5 separate regions of the Homo sapiens genome follow, and regions 2, 3, 4 and 5 are each linked to region 1. The links are chromatin contacts, found by Hi-C or POLR2A ChIA-PET in ENCODE. All regions are on one chromosome and are shown on one strand. The core of a region is the stretch at or near the end of the contact, and the rest is flanking DNA. Distances in the headings are between cores, read along the strand shown. Region 1 holds the start of IRS2 (insulin receptor substrate 2). Region 2 holds the start of CARS2 (cysteinyl-tRNA synthetase 2, mitochondrial). Region 3 overlaps COL4A2 (collagen type IV alpha 2 chain). Region 4 overlaps COL4A2 (collagen type IV alpha 2 chain). Region 5 has its middle 22 kb from the start of LINC03061.

Evidence for each region. A loop is a pair of places that touch in the nucleus more often than their neighbours do. ChIA-PET counts read pairs that join two places held with the same protein, here RNA polymerase II (POLR2A). Pooled maps may share reads with other maps.
Region 2: a loop to region 1 is called in a map of sciatic nerve, with 6 times the contacts of the local background. The contact joins the promoter of CARS2 here to the promoter of IRS2 in region 1. A Hi-C loop is called at or near these places in 8 of 168 maps with a recorded cell type or tissue (B cell, CD4-positive, alpha-beta T cell, CD4-positive, alpha-beta memory T cell and 4 more), 7 of 37 single-sample maps with no recorded cell type and 26 of 50 pooled maps. POLR2A ChIA-PET finds 5 or more read pairs at or near these places in 3 of 52 experiments (CD4-positive, alpha-beta T cell, H1 and Panc1).
Region 3: a loop to region 1 is called in a map of PC-9, with 5 times the contacts of the local background. The contact joins the enhancer-like site here to the promoter of IRS2 in region 1. A Hi-C loop is called at or near these places in 1 of 168 maps with a recorded cell type or tissue (PC-9), 1 of 37 single-sample maps with no recorded cell type and 10 of 50 pooled maps.
Region 4: POLR2A ChIA-PET joins it to region 1 with 11 read pairs in A673. The contact joins the enhancer-like site here to the promoter of IRS2 in region 1. A Hi-C loop is called at or near these places in 1 of 168 maps with a recorded cell type or tissue (naive thymus-derived CD4-positive, alpha-beta T cell) and 6 of 50 pooled maps. POLR2A ChIA-PET finds 5 or more read pairs at or near these places in 1 of 52 experiments (A673).
Region 5: a map of ascending aorta shows a loop between it and region 1 (3-fold over the local background). The contact joins the enhancer-like site here to the promoter of IRS2 in region 1. A Hi-C loop is called at or near these places in 10 of 168 maps with a recorded cell type or tissue (HepG2, IMR-90, aorta and 7 more) and 10 of 50 pooled maps. POLR2A ChIA-PET finds 5 or more read pairs at or near these places in 2 of 52 experiments (MCF 10A and PC-3).

The regions. Positions count from the first base shown.
Region 1 is chr13:109,784,596-109,788,452 of GRCh38, reverse strand. It overlaps IRS2 (insulin receptor substrate 2), which reads left to right and starts at 1,870. Exons shown (of 2, transcript NM_003749.3): 1 at 1,870-3,857. The coding sequence starts at 2,400. It overlaps LOC124903211 (WAS/WASL-interacting protein family member 1-like), which reads right to left and starts at 1,369. Exons shown (of 2, transcript XM_047430835.1): 1 at 1,008-1,369; 2 at 1-853. The coding sequence starts at 1,360. The coding sequence ends at 616. RefSeq lists silencers at 1,473-1,642, 1,663-1,892 and an enhancer at 2,734-3,363.
Region 2 is chr13:110,704,235-110,708,091 of GRCh38, reverse strand. CARS2 (cysteinyl-tRNA synthetase 2, mitochondrial) reads left to right here and starts at 1,976. Exons shown (of 15, transcript NM_024537.4): 1 at 1,976-2,222; 2 at 2,521-2,571. The coding sequence starts at 1,999. RefSeq lists enhancers at 1,049-1,168, 1,179-1,558 and a silencer at 1,609-2,168.
Region 3 is chr13:110,441,649-110,445,505 of GRCh38, reverse strand. All of the region lies in intron 16 of COL4A2 (collagen type IV alpha 2 chain), which reads right to left. Among named protein-coding and RNA genes, the nearest start is that of COL4A2-AS2, 20 kb to the left of the region's middle. RefSeq lists enhancers at 704-893, 964-1,013. Within about 2 kb of position 2,030, at least 10 of the 41 ENCODE cell types and tissues checked have a DNase peak (open chromatin) inside an H3K27ac peak, as active enhancers do.
Region 4 is chr13:110,335,827-110,339,683 of GRCh38, reverse strand. The region is part of intron 3 of COL4A2 (collagen type IV alpha 2 chain); the gene reads right to left. Among named protein-coding and RNA genes, the nearest start is that of MIR8073, 3.2 kb to the left of the region's middle. RefSeq lists an enhancer at 1,025-1,526. Within about 2 kb of position 2,268, at least 7 of the 41 ENCODE cell types and tissues checked have a DNase peak (open chromatin) inside an H3K27ac peak, as active enhancers do.
Region 5 is chr13:109,241,489-109,245,345 of GRCh38, reverse strand. No RefSeq gene overlaps it. Among named protein-coding and RNA genes, the nearest start is that of LINC03061, 22 kb to the left of the region's middle. Within about 2 kb of position 1,850, at least 12 of the 41 ENCODE cell types and tissues checked have a DNase peak (open chromatin) inside an H3K27ac peak, as active enhancers do; they include IMR-90, PC-3, ascending aorta and 2 more, where a contact is called at or near this core.

The DNA.
Region 1 (3,857 bases), core at 621-3,120:
TCAACTTTAAACACACCTTTTTGAGGCACACTGGGTGATATTTGCCACAATGATTATTCTTCCCAAATTCAGGCTACTGATCAATAATCCTAACTGTATACATGCTAAAAATAAAAACGCTATAATCTTTGTACTAGTCAGGGCTCTCTTGGCACATAAAATTAGCCAACACAATCTTCAAGTCACATGTTACAAAAACATATTAAAATATATATCACTCTTTCAAAAATTACACTTATTTTCTCTTAGATTAAGATTTTATTACTTTTAAGATACTTCTATGAATTATAGAGGACATCCAAAAGTAAACATCCGGGACTTAAAAACAATAACCAATATTATAAGATAAATTATTGCTGTAAATTATTTCATGAAGGCACAATTAAAAAAAAAATAAAATAAACAGCCAAAGCCTGTTTTGTTGAGTTTTCTTCGTTGCGCAGGATCGGGAGCTTGCTGGGATCTGAACTCAGGAAGCCCTCACCTCACCCTGACTTGGTCATTGAGGAGACGTAATTGCAGGGGTGCTTATTTGCTATAGGCTTTGAAAGTCACAAAAGCCCAGTAGATACATGAATTCGAAGCAGTTCTCCAAGGGCATCTCCAACTTGGCAGTCACCGCCCGCACCGCGCACACAGGTAGTGGACGCCCGCCCACCTGCCCGTCTGCTGGGCGCAGGGCGCTCCTGGGGTGGGGAGGGCGCTCCTGTGGGGGGAAAAGGGGCGCTCCTGCCTCGGAGGGGGAAAGGACGCCCCTGTGGAAGGAAGGGGGGGCTCTTGAAGCGGTGTGGTGAGAGGACGCTTCCGAGGAAGGAAGGGGGTGCTCCTGCAGCGGTGGGGGGAGAGGACGCCCCTGCGGAAGGAAGGCGGCGCTCCTGCGGGGGCTGGAGAGACGCCCGCGCGGTCTCCCGGCTCAGGGACCGCTGGCTCGCGGGTCCGCCCTCTCCCCGGCGCTATGGAAACCGCACTTTCTCCGCCTGCCGTCCCCGATCTCTTTCTCCTATTACCTCCCAAACGCGATTTCAACTTCCCGACAAGCTGACAAGTGAATGGCGCAGAGGACGCCCCGTAAAGCGCCCGCGAGCGGGTGGGACACAGGCGCCCCCTCCGCGCCCCTCTGTCCTCCACGGAAGGGCGCGCGCCGCTCTCGATCTGGAGCGCGGTGCTCGCGAACCCGCGGCCGCGGGCCCTGGAACCTCCCCGCGTTTCGCGGCTGCGGGGGGACGGAGATGCGGCCGGGAGACGGGGACGGGAAACGGGGGACGGGGATGGGGCGCGCCCACCCCGAGCGCGGGAGCGGCCGCCCTCGCCCAAAATGGGGACCCCGCGCCCCGAGAGCACGGCCCGGCTCGCCGCCCATGCTTCCACTGCAAGGCCGCAGCCCCCGCCGCCGATCCCGATCCCCCGCCCCGCCCAGCCGCGGCCCCGCCCGGCGCCCCCTCCCCGGCGGAAGCTCAAGCCCAATTAATTGAGTCCGAGGCGGGAGGGAAGGGCCCTGCGCGCCGTGGCCCGCCCCGCCCCTCTTCCGCGCCCCTTTTCCCGCCCTGGGTGGCATCTCCTCCGCCGGCATCCACAACAAGCCGCTGATTAATGAGGCCGGGGCCGCCCCACCCCGCCCGGCCGGGCCGGGGCCTTCGCGGGAGGGGGAGGGGACGGCGGGAAACGCGGCCCGGGGAGAAAGGGGGGCGGGGCGGGGGCGCGCGGCCCGCCCCCGCGAGCGCCGCGCCGATTGGCCGAGCGCGCCGTCCGTCGGGGGGCGCGGCGCCAATGCGAGGCAGCGGGGCGGGGCGGCCGCGCTGTGTGTGCCTGCGTAACGCCGAGTCACATGTTGTTTTGCTCTTCTTAGTTCAGTCACTCGGTGCGCGATGTGTTACTCACTGTGCGGCGGGGACCGCGACGAGCCCGGGTCGCCGTTGGCAGCAGCAGCAGCAACACCAGCAGCAGCAGCAGCCCCGGCGGCGGCGCGGACCCCGAGCGCCCGGGCGCACCCCGGCTTCCCGGAGCGCGACGCGGCGGCAGCAGCCCCGGTGCGGCCGCGCGCGCCTTAGGCTCGGCCCCGCGGCTCGGGGACCCCGACTCCCGGCCCAGCGAGCGCGTCCCCCGGCGCCGCCCGAGAGCCCGAGGAGGCAGCGGCCGCAGGCAGCCGGGGAGGGGGGCGGCCACCGCCCGCGCCGGGCATCCTCAGGAGCCCCAGAGCGCGGAGGGCGCGGCGCCGCCGAGCGGTGCTGGCCCCCGCGGGCCTCCCCGGACCTTCCCCACCGCCTGGGCCCGAGGGACGCGTGATCGGGCGGGCGGCCGGGCGCAAGGGTGGGAGGGAGCCGCCCCCGCCCGCGCCCCCTCCGCCCCTCGCCCCAACCCCTGGGCGCCGGGCCCGGGCCGCGCGGCCTGAAGCGCCCGCGATGGCGAGCCCGCCGCGGCACGGGCCGCCCGGGCCGGCGAGCGGAGACGGCCCCAACCTCAACAACAACAACAACAACAACAACCACAGCGTGCGCAAGTGCGGCTACCTGCGCAAGCAGAAGCATGGCCACAAGCGCTTCTTCGTGCTGCGCGGACCCGGCGCGGGCGGCGACGAGGCGACGGCGGGCGGGGGGTCGGCGCCGCAACCGCCGCGGCTCGAGTACTACGAGAGCGAGAAAAAGTGGCGGAGCAAGGCAGGCGCGCCGAAACGGGTGATCGCTCTCGACTGCTGCCTGAACATCAACAAGCGCGCCGACGCCAAGCACAAGTACCTGATCGCCCTCTACACCAAGGACGAGTACTTCGCCGTGGCCGCCGAGAACGAGCAGGAGCAGGAGGGCTGGTACCGCGCGCTCACCGACCTGGTCAGCGAGGGCCGCGCGGCCGCCGGAGACGCGCCCCCCGCCGCCGCGCCCGCCGCGTCCTGCAGCGCCTCCCTGCCCGGCGCCCTGGGCGGCTCTGCCGGCGCCGCCGGGGCCGAGGACAGCTACGGGCTGGTGGCTCCCGCCACGGCCGCCTACCGTGAGGTGTGGCAGGTGAACCTGAAGCCCAAGGGTCTGGGCCAGAGCAAGAACCTGACGGGGGTGTACCGTCTGTGCCTGTCTGCGCGCACCATCGGCTTCGTGAAGCTCAACTGCGAGCAGCCGTCGGTGACGCTGCAGCTCATGAACATCCGCCGCTGCGGCCACTCGGACAGCTTCTTCTTCATCGAGGTGGGCCGCTCGGCCGTCACAGGCCCCGGCGAGCTGTGGATGCAGGCGGACGACTCGGTGGTGGCGCAGAACATCCACGAGACCATCCTGGAGGCCATGAAGGCGCTCAAGGAGCTCTTCGAGTTCCGGCCGCGCAGTAAGAGCCAATCGTCGGGGTCGTCGGCCACGCACCCCATCAGCGTCCCCGGCGCGCGCCGCCACCACCACCTGGTCAACCTGCCCCCCAGCCAGACGGGCCTGGTGCGCCGCTCGCGCACCGACAGCCTGGCCGCCACCCCGCCGGCGGCCAAGTGCAGCTCGTGCCGGGTGCGCACCGCCAGCGAGGGCGACGGCGGCGCGGCGGCGGGAGCGGCGGCCGCGGGCGCCAGGCCGGTGTCGGTGGCTGGGAGCCCCCTGAGCCCCGGGCCGGTGCGCGCGCCCCTGAGCCGCTCGCACACCCTGAGCGGCGGCTGCGGCGGCCGCGGGAGCAAGGTGGCGCTGCTGCCGGCAGGGGGCGCGCTGCAACACAGCCGCTCCATGTCCATGCCCGTGGCGCACTCGCCGCCCGCCGCCACCAGCCCCGGCTCCCTGTCGTCCAGCAGCGGCCACGGCTCGGGCTCCTACCCGCCGCCGCCCGGCCCGCACCCGCCTCTGCCGCATCCGCTGCACCACGGCCCCGGCCAGCGGCCCTCCAGCGGCAGCGCC
Region 2 (3,857 bases), core at 727-3,226, 920 kb before region 1:
AATTTAAGATACTCAGGGAGATAAATATACACACAGCACTGGAAAGTTACAAAATAACATAAGGCAGGCAAGAAGTGATAATATTCAGGAGAATTTAGAGTAGTTAGGTAACATGAGTGGTTAGCATTGATGTAGGCTATAGGGTCTCCTAATTCTAACATTTTAACCTTATTAAATTAGACAATAGATTACATTAGACTACAGTTAGCTTGAAACAGAATTGCAGAGTTGGACTCCAGGATATTGAGAAACTACTCTAGGTACACACTTGTTTGTCTCTACTTAAACCTTTGCTTTTTAATAAAACACCAAAGCAAACTAAAAACAACAACAAAAAACCAGAGGAACGTCTCCTGTTTTGAGAACTGGAAAAGCAAAGGGGACTTTTTCTTTTTTTTGAGACATCGTATTGCAAGACACCAATAGAGGCACTTTTTTTTTTTTTCAGGCGGAGTCTCCCTCTGTTGCCCAGGCTGCAGTGCAGTGGTGTGACCTCAGCTCACTGTGAGCTCTGCCTCCTGGGTTCAAGCGATTCTCTTGTCTCAGCCTCCCCAGTAGCTGGGACTACAGATGCACGCCACCACGCCCGGCTAATTTGTGTATTTTTAGTAGAGACGGGGTTTCACCATATTGGTCAGGCTGGTCTCGAACTCCTGACCTCAGGTGATCCATCCGCCTCAGCCTCCCAAAGTGCTGGGATTACAGGTGTGAGCCACTGCGCCTGGCCCAATAGAGGCACGTTTGTCAAGCTATTGTGAGTAACTTTCAGAATGTTTTTGTTCTCAAGATACGGGATCATGGTGGGGGAGGCATGCTGTGTATTGGAGTGCAGACATGGTGTGTGTTGGGTTGCACACTGTGTATTGGGGTGCACACTGTATTGGGGTGTAGATGTGTGGGGGCGCACACTCTATTGAGGTGCACATTGCATTGGAATGCAGACAGTGTTTGCTGGGATGCACATGTGCTGTGTTGGGGTGCACACTGTACTGGGGTGCAGACATGGTGTGTGTTAGAGTGCACAGTGTATTAGGGGTGCACACTGTATTGGGGTGTACACTGTACTGGGGTGCAGACATGGTGTGTGCTGGGGTGCACACTGTATTGGAGTGCACACTGTATTGGGATGCTGATGTGGTGTGTGCTAGGGTGCATACTGTGTATTGGGGTGCAGACTGTATGCTGGGTTGCACACTGTGTATCGGGGTGCACTGTGTTGGGATGCTGATGGTGTGCTGCAGTGCACACTATTGGGGTGCAGATGTGTGTGCTGGGGTGCACACTGTATTGGGGTGCACACTGTATTGGGATGCTGATGTGTGTGCTGGGGTGCATACTGTGTATTGGGGTGCACACTTCTTGGGGTGCAGACTGTGTGTTGGGTTGCACATTGTGTATCGGGGTGCACTGTGTTGGGATGCTAACGGTGTGCTGCAGTGCACACTGTATTGGGGCGCAGATGTGTGTTTGGGGTGCACACTGTATTGGGGTGCACACTGTATTGGGGTGCTGACGTGTGTTCTGGGGTGGACACTGTGTATTAGCGTGCTGACGTGGGCTGTGCTGGGATGCACACGTGCTTCGCTAACAGGCCAGGGCCCGGCAACAGAAGCTTGCACTGTAAACGCTCCTCCCGCGCGGCGGACACAGCTCCAGGCTGGTACCGCGCGCACACGGACGCCTCGCAGGACCTGGGCTAATAAGGAGAGGAGATCGGCACGGTACCGCCTCTTCCCACGGCCTCCCGGCGCGGCACCGCCCTCCTCCCTCCACCCCGGGCCTTCCCCGCCCCAACCTCTTCGGGCCCTGGTTCTCCACCCTTGCCGCGGGCGACTCGAGCCAGGCCAAAGGGAGGCGCTACCTGAGGACTGCTTCCGGGAGTGGGCGTGGCCCCAAGGGCGTGGGCGGGGCGGGGCGGGGCCGTGCTGCTCTTGAGCGACCGGCAGCGTACCCGGCGTGGCTCCCGTCTCCGCCCAGTCGTAGGCGCTGGCCGCTGACATGTTGAGGACTACGCGCGGCCCAGGCCTGGGCCCCCCGCTGCTCCAGGCCGCGCTGGGCCTTGGGCGGGCTGGGTGGCACTGGCCTGCGGGCCGGGCGGCGAGCGGGGGGCGCGGGCGGGCCTGGCTGCAGCCCACGGGCCGGGAGACGGGTGTGCAGGTGTACAACAGCCTCACCGGGAGGAAGGAACCCCTAATCGTGGCGCACGCCGAAGCCGCCTCCTGGTGGGCCGCGCGGGACTGGGGCACGGGCGGGGGCCGATCGTGGCGGAGACTTCCCACGGCTGAACGGGATCTGGGCTCGGGGAGGGCGTTTAGGAAGCTGCATGGAGGGCGCCGTTCTAGAAGCTGGGGGTGCGCGGTGCTTTTGCAGGTTTGGGTGTGAATTGAGCAAGTATGAAAACCCCGGCTATTCATCCCCCAGAAGTGATTACTTTAAAAATTATATGATCATTATAACTCAGAATCGAATGTCCTTTCTTGCAAATATGTTCCACACGATGGATTTTAACTTTGTTTCCAGGTATAGCTGTGGACCAACTGTATATGATCATGCGCACCTTGGCCATGCTTGGTGAGTTTCCTGGATTTGAATTTTCATACTTCAAAGGACCATTTATTTTTGAAAGCCTTTTGCTGATTTCTTTTATCTCTTAAGTGGCAACTTAGGGATGCAGAATAATTCCTACATTCCAGGCATTGTGGGAAATGTTACAACCTCATTTGGTTCTTATAGGGATTCTGAGCACTTACACCCGTTTTACAGGTGAGGAAACTCAGGGAGACAATGGAGCACTGAAAAATGACCCGTTTTGGAACTAGATGTTTTTTGCTGGGTTTAGTGACATCAAGAGGCCTTTGCGGGGTCCCGGGGTCCTGCTGATCAGTCATTCCTGGGCCCCACCACTTCTTAGCTTCACAGCACTGAGCAGGTCACTTTATTGCTTTGAGTCCTGGTTTCTTCATCTTTGAGATGGGAATGATAACTTGGATCTTATAACAATTTTAGTAAATAATGCCCATAAAATGCTGCTTAACACTGTACCTCACATGTGAGATGTCACGGGGCTCAATAGTGATTGAGTAACTTTCCTAAGATGACACATTGAAGAGGTATTGGAACTGGGGTGAGGCTTGGTTTCTCTGACTGCGAAGTGGTTGCTCTCTTGACCTCTTTAACTGTAAGATGTACTGCCTCCTACATTTGCCAAAATTACCACTTTTCCTAATATTTTGTACATTTCCAAAATATAATGTACAAAAATGACATATTATAGATTTTTTAAAACTTAGTATTGTTCAGTCCTAGACTAAAAGTAAAAAGTTACATTTACTCTGTATACTTTTTTTTTTTCTTGAGACGGAGTCGCTCTGTCGCCCAGGCTGGAGTGCAGTGGTGCAATCTCGGCTCACTGCAACCTCTGCCTCCCAGGTCCAGTTGCCGCCTCCTGGCAGCAATTCTCCTGCCTCAGCCTCCGGAGTAGCTGGGATTACAGGCATGTACCACCACGCCCGGCTAATTTTTGTATTTTTAGTAGAGACGGAGTTTCACCATGTCAGCCAGGCTGGTCTCGAACTCCTGACCTCAAATGATCCACCTGCCTTGGCCTCCCAAAGTGTTGGGATTACAGGCATGAACCACCATGCCCGGCATACTCTGTATACTTTAAATATACATTTTTCCCCTTTACTTTGGGCTAACATACTTTTAATTATCAAAAGCATATTTCGACATCTTTCTTGAATTATAAAATATGTTGGGGAAATATTAAAAACAAAACCCCCACCCTGGAAAACCTTTCCACAAAGGTAGAAGAGAAAGAAAACAGTTCTGTTACTGAATAAGCCTTAAACCAGAAG
Region 3 (3,857 bases), core at 781-3,280, 660 kb before region 1:
TGCAGATGTTCTTTGTGGTGGGCTGCAGTCAGTCTCACCCCCGTGGTGTTGTACAATCTGTTCTTCTAACCCCACGTTTCCTCCACGTGAGTCATTAGGGCTGGAGGCTGCCCTAGGTGCAGGTTCCCCTTTTCAGCAGGGATCATTTGCGGAGGATGCTGGGCACCTCTTCTCCTACAGAAGATATGAGTGTCGGGTTGCTTTTATGATTGATCGTGGGGTCAGGTGTTGACAACCTGAACCAACTGTTGAAACTCTCTCCCAGGGTAGGTTTTGAAAATCTTCATTTAGTACCAAAATAGACGCATTAAGGTTTCTTAAGTTAGAGTTTTTTCTCTTCATTAAAAAAAATCTCTGCTGGGTATGGTGGCTCATGCCTGTAATCCCAGCACTTCGGGAAGCCAAGGTGGGAGGATCACTTGAGCCCAGAAGTCTGAGACCAGCTTGGGAAACATAGTGAAACCCTGCCTCTACAAAAAATACATAATGTAACCGGGCATGGTGGCAGGCACCTGCAGTCCCAGCTACTTGGGAGGCTGAGGTGGGAGGATCGCTTGAACCCAGGAGTTTGAGGTTGCAGTGAGCTGTGATGGTACCACCATACTCCAGCCTGGGCAACACAGCAAGACCCTGTTTCAAAAATAGAAAACAACTATAACACTAAGTTTTGTTTTCTCATTCCCTTGAACATTTTTTGAAAGAAAAAGTTTATCATTGAGTCATATCATGAGGTATCTGGACAGAAGAGTAAAGCTCTCTAAAAATCTAGCAATGTATTCCCTCTTTTAAAGAACATGCATGGTTCAGCTCTCAAAATTCAGAATGCCAGATGCCACAGGTATAAGAAAGGTCCATTCTCTGATTACTTTCGAGGTTATCTTGACACCCAGGAGCAGGTGTGCTGAAAGTCATGTTGTTTAGACTGAATTGAGACGGGCTTCACTTTGTGTGTGTTGTTGTGGTCCTGTGGTTTGGACCCGGACTTTCTCTCACGCTAGGTGGAGCTGAAGACTCAAAAGTAAAGACAAACTTCTGTGATTTTAAAAATGAGGTCCTGTTTAGAGGCCACGTCATAAGCTAAGCTAGGAATCCTCAAGTACCTGGCATGACAGGAGCTGGCAGCTGGACACTCAGTGGGAGCTGTGAGCACAGCCACAGACTGGCCAGCTCAGAGGGTGCCCTGGAATTTGTCAAATCTGAGCTTCACTCTGGGCCACGAGCATCACACACCTATGCTGTGGCATCCTCAGCAAACAAAACAAGCACCCCAGACACCACGTGTTGCCATCTCTGCTGAAGGGTCCAAGACAGCATGGGCACTTTGAACCATCTGAAATGCACTGGGCATTATAGAAAACCCATTGGGGAAGGGGGACAACTTAAGAAGCACTCAGGATTCCTCTGAGGCAGCTGGAACCCCAAGAGCCAAAGCAATGAGCTAAAACTTTCCAGGGGAGTTCCCAGCGGCAGGTCAACAGGTCAACTGACTCGGGGGAGGCTGAGGGTTATGCACGACTTAAGGAGAAAATGCACCCTCAGGGTTCATCTGAGACCACTGGCAGTGAAACCCAGATAGGCGGGAACCCTAAGTCAAAATGACGATCAAAACTTTTTCCTCTCTGTTTCTCAGTGGCAAACACAACAGGGTCGGGGAGGCGCAGGGATGGCCAAGGAGGAATCACCCAGGCGCTCCCAGAGTCAGGCTGGCAACCACCCCGGGAAGGACCCAGTGGAGGCTCCGCCGGGCTCCCTGAGACCCCGCTTCCAGGCAAGGTCTGTACTCCTGCTAGCAAGCTCACCACAGAGCCCACCCTTAGGGAAAGCTGAGGTCAGGAGACTGACATGCAGATCACTATTTTAGAATGGATAACTGTGAAGGGCTTTGAAACTGCAACCTCCTTTCTCCCCGGCCCTCCCCCAAATCTAATAACTTATCACTCATTTGAATTCAGTGAGGTCATATATATGATTCATAGGAAGTTCTGATTATGCAATTTTAGAAGTACAAGGTTGATTTTATGTTTTTCAAGGGTGGAAATAACTGGAGTAAGGAAAGTCCTTGGGCAGAAGTCCTCAGGGACTAGCTGACACAAACAGATGAAAAGAATGTATGGCTAGGCTTTTTTAGGGAGATGCATGTTTCTAAAGCTTAAAAGCAGTCTGCTGTCTCTCGTGGTGTGAACTGGCCTGTTATCTTTCTGTTCTTCATTTGCCTGTTGTACCCTTTTCATTGCAGTGGCCGAGGGAGCACCTGTTAGGCTAAATAGAACGCATGTGCCTCTTGAAAGAGGCGCCTCTGCAAAGAAACCCTGCCAGCCTGCAAATGAGATGCGATTTAGTATAAAAGACTAAAGACAGTGAGAGTTCCATAAAAGAACTCAATCTGAGGTCATGTCTGCCACTTCAAGCTTTGCAGAGGAAACCTACACACAGCCACAGGGAACACTGAGGCTGCATCTGGTGAGTCCAAGTCATCGACACTGCAGCCTGTGCAAATGCAACATCCCTGAAGTCCTGGACAGTCCTCATAGAGGACAATGGTCCTATTGAGGGGGGACTTCCCACAACACGACGCGTGTTGGTGTGGCATGTATTCCTCAAAGGAGACTAGGTCTCAACGAACACTTTTTAAAATAACTCTGTGGAGTTATTTCAAAATTATAAAATAACTCTGTGGAGTTATTTCAAAATTATAAAATAACACTGTGGACAGCATTTGCTCAGTTACTAAAGATATGTTTCCCCTAGAAAGAGGAGACGAAACCATCTCTAATTTATCAGAAAATTGAATATAACCAAATTCATAAATGCTACGTCTCCATTCCTTTTTAGAAAAGGCTGGAACTAATAGAAGTTCTGACAATCTCAGTGGGGATGACAGGCAACCAATTCTGTGTTTATGTAGAGGAGGGCAAGTTCCTACCCAGGATATCTTTTCTTTTCTGGTTCCTCCCATTTTGATGCACTGTTTATGTCACCGAGCAGTTGCTCCTTGGAGGGGCTTTTGGTGTCTAGGGGGAGGTGTTGGGTGGGGAACAAATGAAAGTCATGGAGTGATGGCCACCTGGCCAGTGGGATGGCAGAGGGCGGACATAGCTGTGGTGCAGATCGGTGCTCACAAGCACGGCGGCTGCGTCATTTGTGTATGTCTGCCTATTTCCCATTTCTATAGTTGAGTAAACTGCCTCCCTGTAACCCACTTAACTGGAAATATCTGCATCTTCGCAAGTTGTTGCAACTGCAGAAAGTAAGCTGGGAAATGAAAGCCTGACGCCTCACCATCCTCACATCTGGGCCCCAGCCCTGGAGCTGCCAGGTGGCCACTGTTTACACAGCATCTTGTCTTTCATTAACTTTGGAGTTCCAGGGAGCAGCTCTGTGGAACTGCCCTTTTTTTTTTTTTTTTTTTTTTTTTTTTGAGACAGAGAGTCTCACTGTCTCTCCCAGGCTGGAGTGCAGTGGTGCGATCTTGGCTCACTGCAACCTCTGCCTCCCAGGTTCAAGCAATTCTCGTGCCTCAGCCTCCTGAGTAGCTGGAATTATAGGCATGAACCACACCCAGGTAATTTTTTTTTTTTTTGTATTTTTAGTAGAGACAGGGTTTCACCATGTTGGCCAGGTTGGTCTTGAACTCCTGACCTCTATGATCCACTCACCTTGGCCTCCCAAACTGCTGGGATTACAGGCACCTGGAAATGCACTTTTAAATACTACAAGTCCCTTGTGTTGAAGATGGAAAACTAAAGATAATTATAATTTTACCAGCACATGGTAGGAAATTAACAGCAGCACTTTAATCACATGGGGTAGGTGGAAACGGGTTACTTTTGAACGATAATGTCTGCTTTAGCCTCTGT
Region 4 (3,857 bases), core at 1,019-3,518, 550 kb before region 1:
GATTTCCAGAACTGGAAAAGATGAGCAAGATGATTAATTCTGGGAGATCCCAGTCTTTTATTAATGAAGACCTACTTTTGACTCTGTTTTTGTTTTTTTTCCCCTATATCTGAGGCTTGTAGAGAAAGGGGCTGTGCTGCTGGAGGCTGAGGCTGACATGCACTCCCTCTGGCTCAGTCCTCACAATTGGGTCGGAGGCAGTAAACTCGTTTGAGACTGACCGGCCAGGCTTCCAAGGTCAGGGAAGCCCCTGCTCCCACGACATTCTTCCCACGAAAACTGGGTGCTACAGAGATTTTAGGGAACTTCCCTAAGATGAAGCCCCAAATATGCAAGCACCAGTGATTCCCTCCATCCAGGAATCTCATCACGATGCTATTGTGATAACATGCTGCCCCTCCCACACCTACTGTCCATCAGAATTCAGTCCTCTTTTCTCTAAACGAAGGCTTTCTGCACAAAAGGTAAAAGAAATCCAACTGTTTGGCCCATTTAAAATCAAGTCACTGAAGTTTCTCTGAGCTCAATCACACTCTTCATCTCTGAGGTTCATCTCTGTTCTTACCACATGATAACGTGAAAAAATAGTTTCTTAAAGAGCTGGCCCCATCATCTCCAGAAATGATGTTAGGGAAGGTCCGTGGAAGGCACAGGCCTGCAGTACTGAAGGCAGAGGCATAACTGCCAACCACAAGTCACTGATTACAATCCAAGAGCACCATTTTCTTCCTTTTATGGGGCATACGACTCTTCCAAACATTGTCCTGCAGATACTTAAGAAAACAAAACAAAGCCCCAAACAAAAACCCGAGCTCCTTACTCCACAAGCGTTGTGACCTCCCGGCTCAGGGCAGCAGCCAGTCGTTCTTGGCTGTGGGAGAGAACCTGGGAGGGCGGCGAAGAGCAGCCAGACATTTTTTCAGCTTGCGTCTTCAGGGGACAGAAACAAGGCATTCTTTCCTTCTGCAAATCCAGGCTAGCAGCTCAGGAAAACAATCACTCCTTTTCCCAGCTGCAGAGATGGCTGGATTGCCTTGGCTGCCTTGCACGTTTCTCCCCTAATCTTCCAGATAAACCATCCCTGGGGTCCCAGGTTTAGCTTCTCGGCAGAGGCCCGTTGTTTTCAGTGAGTGCTAACTGGGAAGGCCCAGGCCAGCTCCCTCCTGCTCTAGTAGAATTATCTGGGTTTAACGGGCTCCCTAGAGCCTCAGTGCTCTTCAGGGGGAGCATTTTACCCCCACCCCCCCCCACACACAACATTTTCTGTGTCTTTTCTCCTAGTTTTAATAGTTGGCCACATGGCTCAGTAACTGTGCCTCTCTCCTCTCTCTCTCTTTCTCTCTCTCTCTCCCTCACTGTTTTCCATTGCATTTTTGCTCTTTTTTGCCAGCTAATGGTAGAAGCTCACCATTGGAGCCTTCATATGCAGTAACTGCTCAGCCTTAACAGACTATTCCCTTCTCTCTTAAATTGATGAAAGACACTTTTTCTCTAATTATTAGAAACAACTAGTGAAATATTTATAGAATATAATAAAATGCACATGAAACAGACTCAACAAGGGATCACGGAAAGATCTAATTTAAAAATCAGCTTAGGATCCAAGTGAGCAATACGCAGTTCCTATCACGGTGGCATAAATGGTTCCTTTGGAGAGTTTTGTGTGATTCCAGAATACTGTTAATCCACACCCCTGGCCTCATTAACCTACAAAGCAACAAGAAAAGGAACTTCAAGCCCTTGGCATCATGCTGTTTACTTTCAATGCATGTTCATTTAGTGAATATATGCTCACTGCATATATTTTAGTGAGTACATATATCTTCACAAGTATCAATGCTCTCTCTATTTTTAACAGTTAAAAAGTGCTTTTCCCAAAGCTGTCCTGAAAAATGTCTTGGGGACACAGACACACACAGCAGAACCTGCTGCAGGGACTTCCCTGGGACAGGCAGACTTCAGATTCTTAGAGCCTCCAGCACTGTGTCAGAGGGCTGCTTGCGGTCAGATGTGGAGCAGGACCTTTTGGATAGCAAGGGTGTGGCTAAGGGGGAACATCAGCCTAAGCCTTCAAAAGCCCCCAGTCTGGACACCATGGGCCATGCTTTGTGAATCCCAAGGCAACCCTCTCTGAGCCTGCCACCAGTACATCCGCCCTCTGACGCTGGTCCAATCTCACTTCCACTGCCCATCAGGAGCTTCCTGCCCATGCTGCTCTGGCTCGAGCCTGGCAACAGCTTCCAGCCTTGGCAGATGCCGCTGGAACGCTTGCTGGGACCATCACTCTGGACTCCACTGCCCATCAGCTGTTGAGCCCTCACTGGCACTTATTAGTTAGGAAAGCCCATTTTAAATCTTACGTTTATGATTCCAAACAGCAGGGTACAGTGTCCTTCACACGAGCCCAGTGGTTTCCAAACTTGGCTGTGATCAGCATCATGCCGGGTGCTTCTAAAACTTCCGGCGCCCATGCCCCATTCCAGAACCGCGGAATCAGAGCGCCAGGACTGCAACTGTCACTGGCCTACAGGCTTACGGATTGAATGCAGTGAGCATATATTATACGTCCTACGTGTACAAAACAGCATCAGCATCCATAGATAAACGCAGTCTGTTTTCCTCATTTCCCCTCATTTCTCCTTGGAACTTTGAAAACTGCATTGCTAACCAGTGCAGTACCCAGAGCAACATTTGGGAACTTCTGATGTAACCTGTATAGGAACTGGTGTGAGTGTCCCGTGAAGGAGCACAGAGGCAACCCAGGCCACGTGGGAATGGATGTTGTCCAGAGGATGCCAGCCCCAGGCTGAATGTGGTGACTCTTCCCATGAACTGCTTCAGAGGGAGCAGAGGAAGAACTGCCTTTGCTGGAGGCTTCCCAGAAGCTGATCAACGAAAGCTTCAGGAATAAGGCCCTGGGGTCAAGGCTCTGTATATAATATGTTCAAACATCCTCGGGAAGGAAGCTCCCAGATGAGCTGCTTGCAGATGAGATGCCACCCCCTGAGGTCCATGTCCTGCCTCCTATATTCCCCAAGCAAAACCCCTGATGCAGATAAAAAGGGACCCCCTTTCCCCAGGAAAGGGAACAACAGTATGTTTAACTCTTTCCTCCACAACATAGTCCTTTACAGATGAAATGAGGCCTACTAGGCCAGGTCGTCGTAAGGATCAGAAAGAAAGCCCAGCCCTGGGCAGCGCGCAGGAGCCCTCCTCCAGCGGCCGCTATTGTTATCCCACCTCCCAGGCCTCTTCTAAGATGCATTTTGTTTTATGGAGCCTATAAAAACCTACTTGTCCAACTTCATTTTGATATTCGCTTCCCATTTTTTTGAATTCATCTATTTTCATGAATAGCACCATTATACTCAACTTTCCGAGTGCAGCGCCATTATGATTCCCTGCGTGTTCATGAAAGATCAGTTATGCTTGAGACAATCAGACAAATTATCAAAGAGAGCCATCAGAATATTTTCCAGGAAAAGAGGAAATGGCCTACTCTCAATTCTCTACTTCAATGTATTAGAGCAGTGGAGAAAATAGTTCAAAATAGCCGAGACTAAAAAAGTTAAAAATCAAAAAACTCCAAGAAGATACATAGAGGCAAATTTTTGCAGTCTTCATTTTCACATATGTCAGCTCTGGGGGGAAAGGTGGGTTAGAAGTAATGAAGTGGCCATCCACAGGAGACTGGATGAGTCTACATTGCCAACAGAAGCCCACGAGAGTCTTCTTTTTGCAAAGCACACTACAGGGGAGCAGACTTCCAGGATCTTGTGGAAACTTTGAACAGTGTGTGCCACAACTATCTGTTTCCCACCCTTGTTTCAAAAACGTGGTGTGAGGATAGTGAAATA
Region 5 (3,857 bases), core at 601-3,100, 540 kb after region 1:
TTTGAATTAATGATATTATGCAGCAGACGATGGCTACTTGTATGGGCAGTTAGGAAGAAGAAGAAAGGGAAGGGAACGGAGGAAGAGAAGTGGGAGAAAGATGAAGAAAGAAAATGAGAAGGGGGAGGCAGTAAACTCAGCTCAATTTCAATCAGAACAATGAAACTATTTCATAATTATAAGAACTGTTTTCCATGAGAGTGAACTTTCCCACAGACCCTTCTCCAATCCATGTGGCGACATTGAGTTTGCTCTCCGTAGCCTTGCCCGTCTACAGACTCATTCCCCAAATACCACCTGCCATGTGTTAGGCTGTCAGGTAAGTGTTACCTACTCACTCCATCATGCTTCTGCTTCTTTAAGACTTTGCAGATTTTCCCTTAGCACAGAGCTGGACCCTCTGCAATAAAATAAGTTCCCATTTATTGCCAACATTCTTCTCCTTACTCACTTTGCTATAACCATTCGTAACCGTAACAGATTTTCTCTTTCTTCTTGACAGATGAATTCTTTTTGCTTTTCTGATGTTGGTTTATATGACGGTTGTTGTGTGCTTACTCCTTTTATAGAAGCGGGAACAGAAGGGAGCAGGGGAAAGCGTTGTAGGAAAGAAACCCCCAAGAGTGCATAATAACCCGCCAACCTTCCCTTTCTCTCCCTCCTCTTTTAATGGTCCTGGTCTCCTGGCATCTACAGCCCAGAGAAAATGCAAACACATGACACTGGGCCTTACTGACTTACAAAAAATCCCAGGGAGTCGCAGTGCAATAATAGGTCTTATTATTCCTTAACATTTAATAAAGCCTGCAGTGATAGATGCTGAAAATAAAATAAGCTGGTGTGGTATCTGCTTTTTGAAAAGCTGAAATTCAAAAGACAGACCAGTGTAGGCAAATCATACAGATGGACAAAGAATTGAAGAAAATAGGAAGGAAGGGGATAGAGACAGATGGCTGACTCCATGGATTTTTTTTTTCCCCTCCAAGATAATTCTCCTGGCTAAGGACCCCAGGACACTCCAGAAAGATTTTTTTCTTTTCATTTTTCTTTTCTTTTTTGTTTCATTTGCTTGTTTGTATTTAATCAAGGTTTGCTGTAAACAGTGAAGCCAAGCTTCTCTTAATCACGCTTGCCATTAAGGGCTTTAAATACAAAACTCCTACTTAAAATTACAATTATACTTTGATGAAAAAATTTCCCAGCCCACTCCATTTTACATTTTTCCCATTGGTTTTCTAAAATAGGACTGGAAAGTGCTAATAGAGTGTTTTGGAACTCAGAGTTCTTTGTGGTTTCATAGTCTCAAAAAAACCGGTCCTCCTTATTGCCTTATCACCACTAATCAGGGCTTATGTGTGACTTGAAAATTAGAACTTTCACACATGGCAGGCAGGAGACACAGAGGCACAGTCTCATGAAGAGATACCTAAGCATTGATGTGACTGCTAAGGACAGCATATTCCCCTGAACCCGTGTGGTTCTGGAAGCCCTCCAAGTTATTAATAGCGACAGTGACAGGGCTGTACATTCTATTGTTTCCTCATCGACGAGAACGGAATGTTAGGTGGTGGGGATTGTGGCATGGAAAGTATGTGAGCTGGCTGTGTTGCATTTCATTTTCTCCTTTCGAGGGCTTTCTGTCCTTTGTGCTTTTTACTGCTGCTCGTGGCAAACGCCTTAGTGGATGATGAACAAGAAATGACCTCATGGAAACAGTGTGGTGGTGACCCACAGCTGATTTAAAATAAGGTGGACAGATTTTGATCACCCTCCCAATGTATACAGCAGGAAAGAGAGACCTGGTTTCACTAGAGTTGGGTTGATCCAGTCCTCCTATGCTGAGTCATTGGATTAAAATGCATGTCATGTCCTAGGCTAGCCTCGGATTTCCATCTGGTCAAAAAGAAAGCATTTTTGTTGCTACTGGGTTTGGGATTAGTGCAAAAAGGGGAGTTCAGATCTGGATGAACCAGGCCCACTTGTCCTCTCAGATAAAGCCAGGGGAGGAGCACAGAAACACACTTGGTACCCTGAGATGAGATTAAATGCGGAGGTGGATGAAAACCACCAAAGGTAGCTTAAAAAACATCTGAGCTCGCACAAAATAATTCACTCCTTCATTAGTTGTTAATGCATTTCTCTAATTGCTTATTCAAAAGGACATTATTTCTTCTTTGGTGTCCCGCATACACAGTTTTAAAATGCTTGCAGACGTTTTACCTGGCTCTTTGCATTAAATTATCTCATCAGTCGTAATTGATCTTCACTTCTCCGAAGTTTTCATGGCACATGGCAAACTGGGATGTACCCTTCCTCCTCCTCTGTGTTCTATCAGTTATTTAATCTCATCTCCAAGCAACATGTTCTCGTAATGGCTAGATTTTGGTCTAGAACAATAGCCTTACTGCTATTATTCTTTTACTCAACAGTCCAGATTGTTACGTACCCATGATCTGGAGCTCTGGACTTCTTGGTTTTGTGAACCGCAGGACTCTTGCAAGTCTACTGTGTTAGTCCGTTTTCACACTGTATTATAAATAAATACCTGAGACTGGGTAATTTATAAAGAAAAGAGGTTTAATTGACTCAGAATTTCACACTGTTGGAGAAGCCTCAGGAAACTTACAATTGCGGAGGAAGGTGAGAGAGGAGCAAAGGCACGTCTTACATGGTAGCAGGTGAGAGAGAGAGACAGCAAATGAGTAAAGGGAGAAGAGCTGCTTATAAGACCATCAGATCTCATGAGAACTCACTCAGTATCATGAAAATAGCATGGGGGAACTGCCCCCATGATCCAATCACCACCTGCCCACCAGGTCTCTCCCTCAACACATGGGGATTATGGGGATTACAATTTGAGATGATGTTTGGGTGGGGACACAGAGCCAAACTATATAATCTACCATGTCATAAGTGCTCAAAATATGGATTAATTGATTGCAACAAGAAGCCACGTTTTTCCTTTGCAATTTATCAGTTAGCAACTCATTCACTTTGAATATTTTTTTTTCTTTTCTCAGAATAATCAGAGGGAAAAGGTCATTATAGATGAAACAAGTACATAACAAATAAACTTGAAAAAAGTGACACTATCTGTCTAATTAGAATGGCTTTAATGGCAGTCTGTATTTAAAATGTGCAATGCAGCAGCATCTAAGGGCCTTTTTAATTGATTTGATTTCATGATTTTCCTAGATTTTATAAAGACTCATAAACCAATGTCTTAAATTTCATTTTACAGTTATTGCCTTAATTTTAGATTTCAAAGTATCTTTTGACACCTTCACTGGTGTGCTCTATCCTGGAAGAAATATGCATTCACAGATTCCATACCTCCCCCTTAATTCCCCACTTGGTCAGATTAGATGTTCATTTCTATTATATCATCTTTTAAGCCTTACTTACATTTTTAAGAAGATACTATTTTGACTTTGATAAATTCTGGCACTCTGAATTCATTGTGTTTCTTTGTCTTTTTCCTTAGGCTTGCCCTAGGCAAGGTCTAACACTGTCAAATCATTAGAGGGAGGGCTTTATTCCCAATTTCAAATCATTTTTATTGTCATCATTCAAAAAGAAATGGCTGTCTAGGGGATAAGTGTCAGTGCGTACTTTGAAGATGATGGGCATATGTTTCTATCTCAGCTGATTCTTGAAGTCACTTTTCTGGTATTTTTTTCTGTAAACTTATGTATATATTCATAAAATTTACTATTTTACTTTGAGTAAGTTTCATTCTTCCCTCTGATTAGAGACTTGTCTTCTCTATCTTTTATACTTTCTGATTGGGACAAAACAATCTTTTGGCTATTCTATCTCATTTTTTCAAAAGCATCAATTATCCTCTTATGATCCCC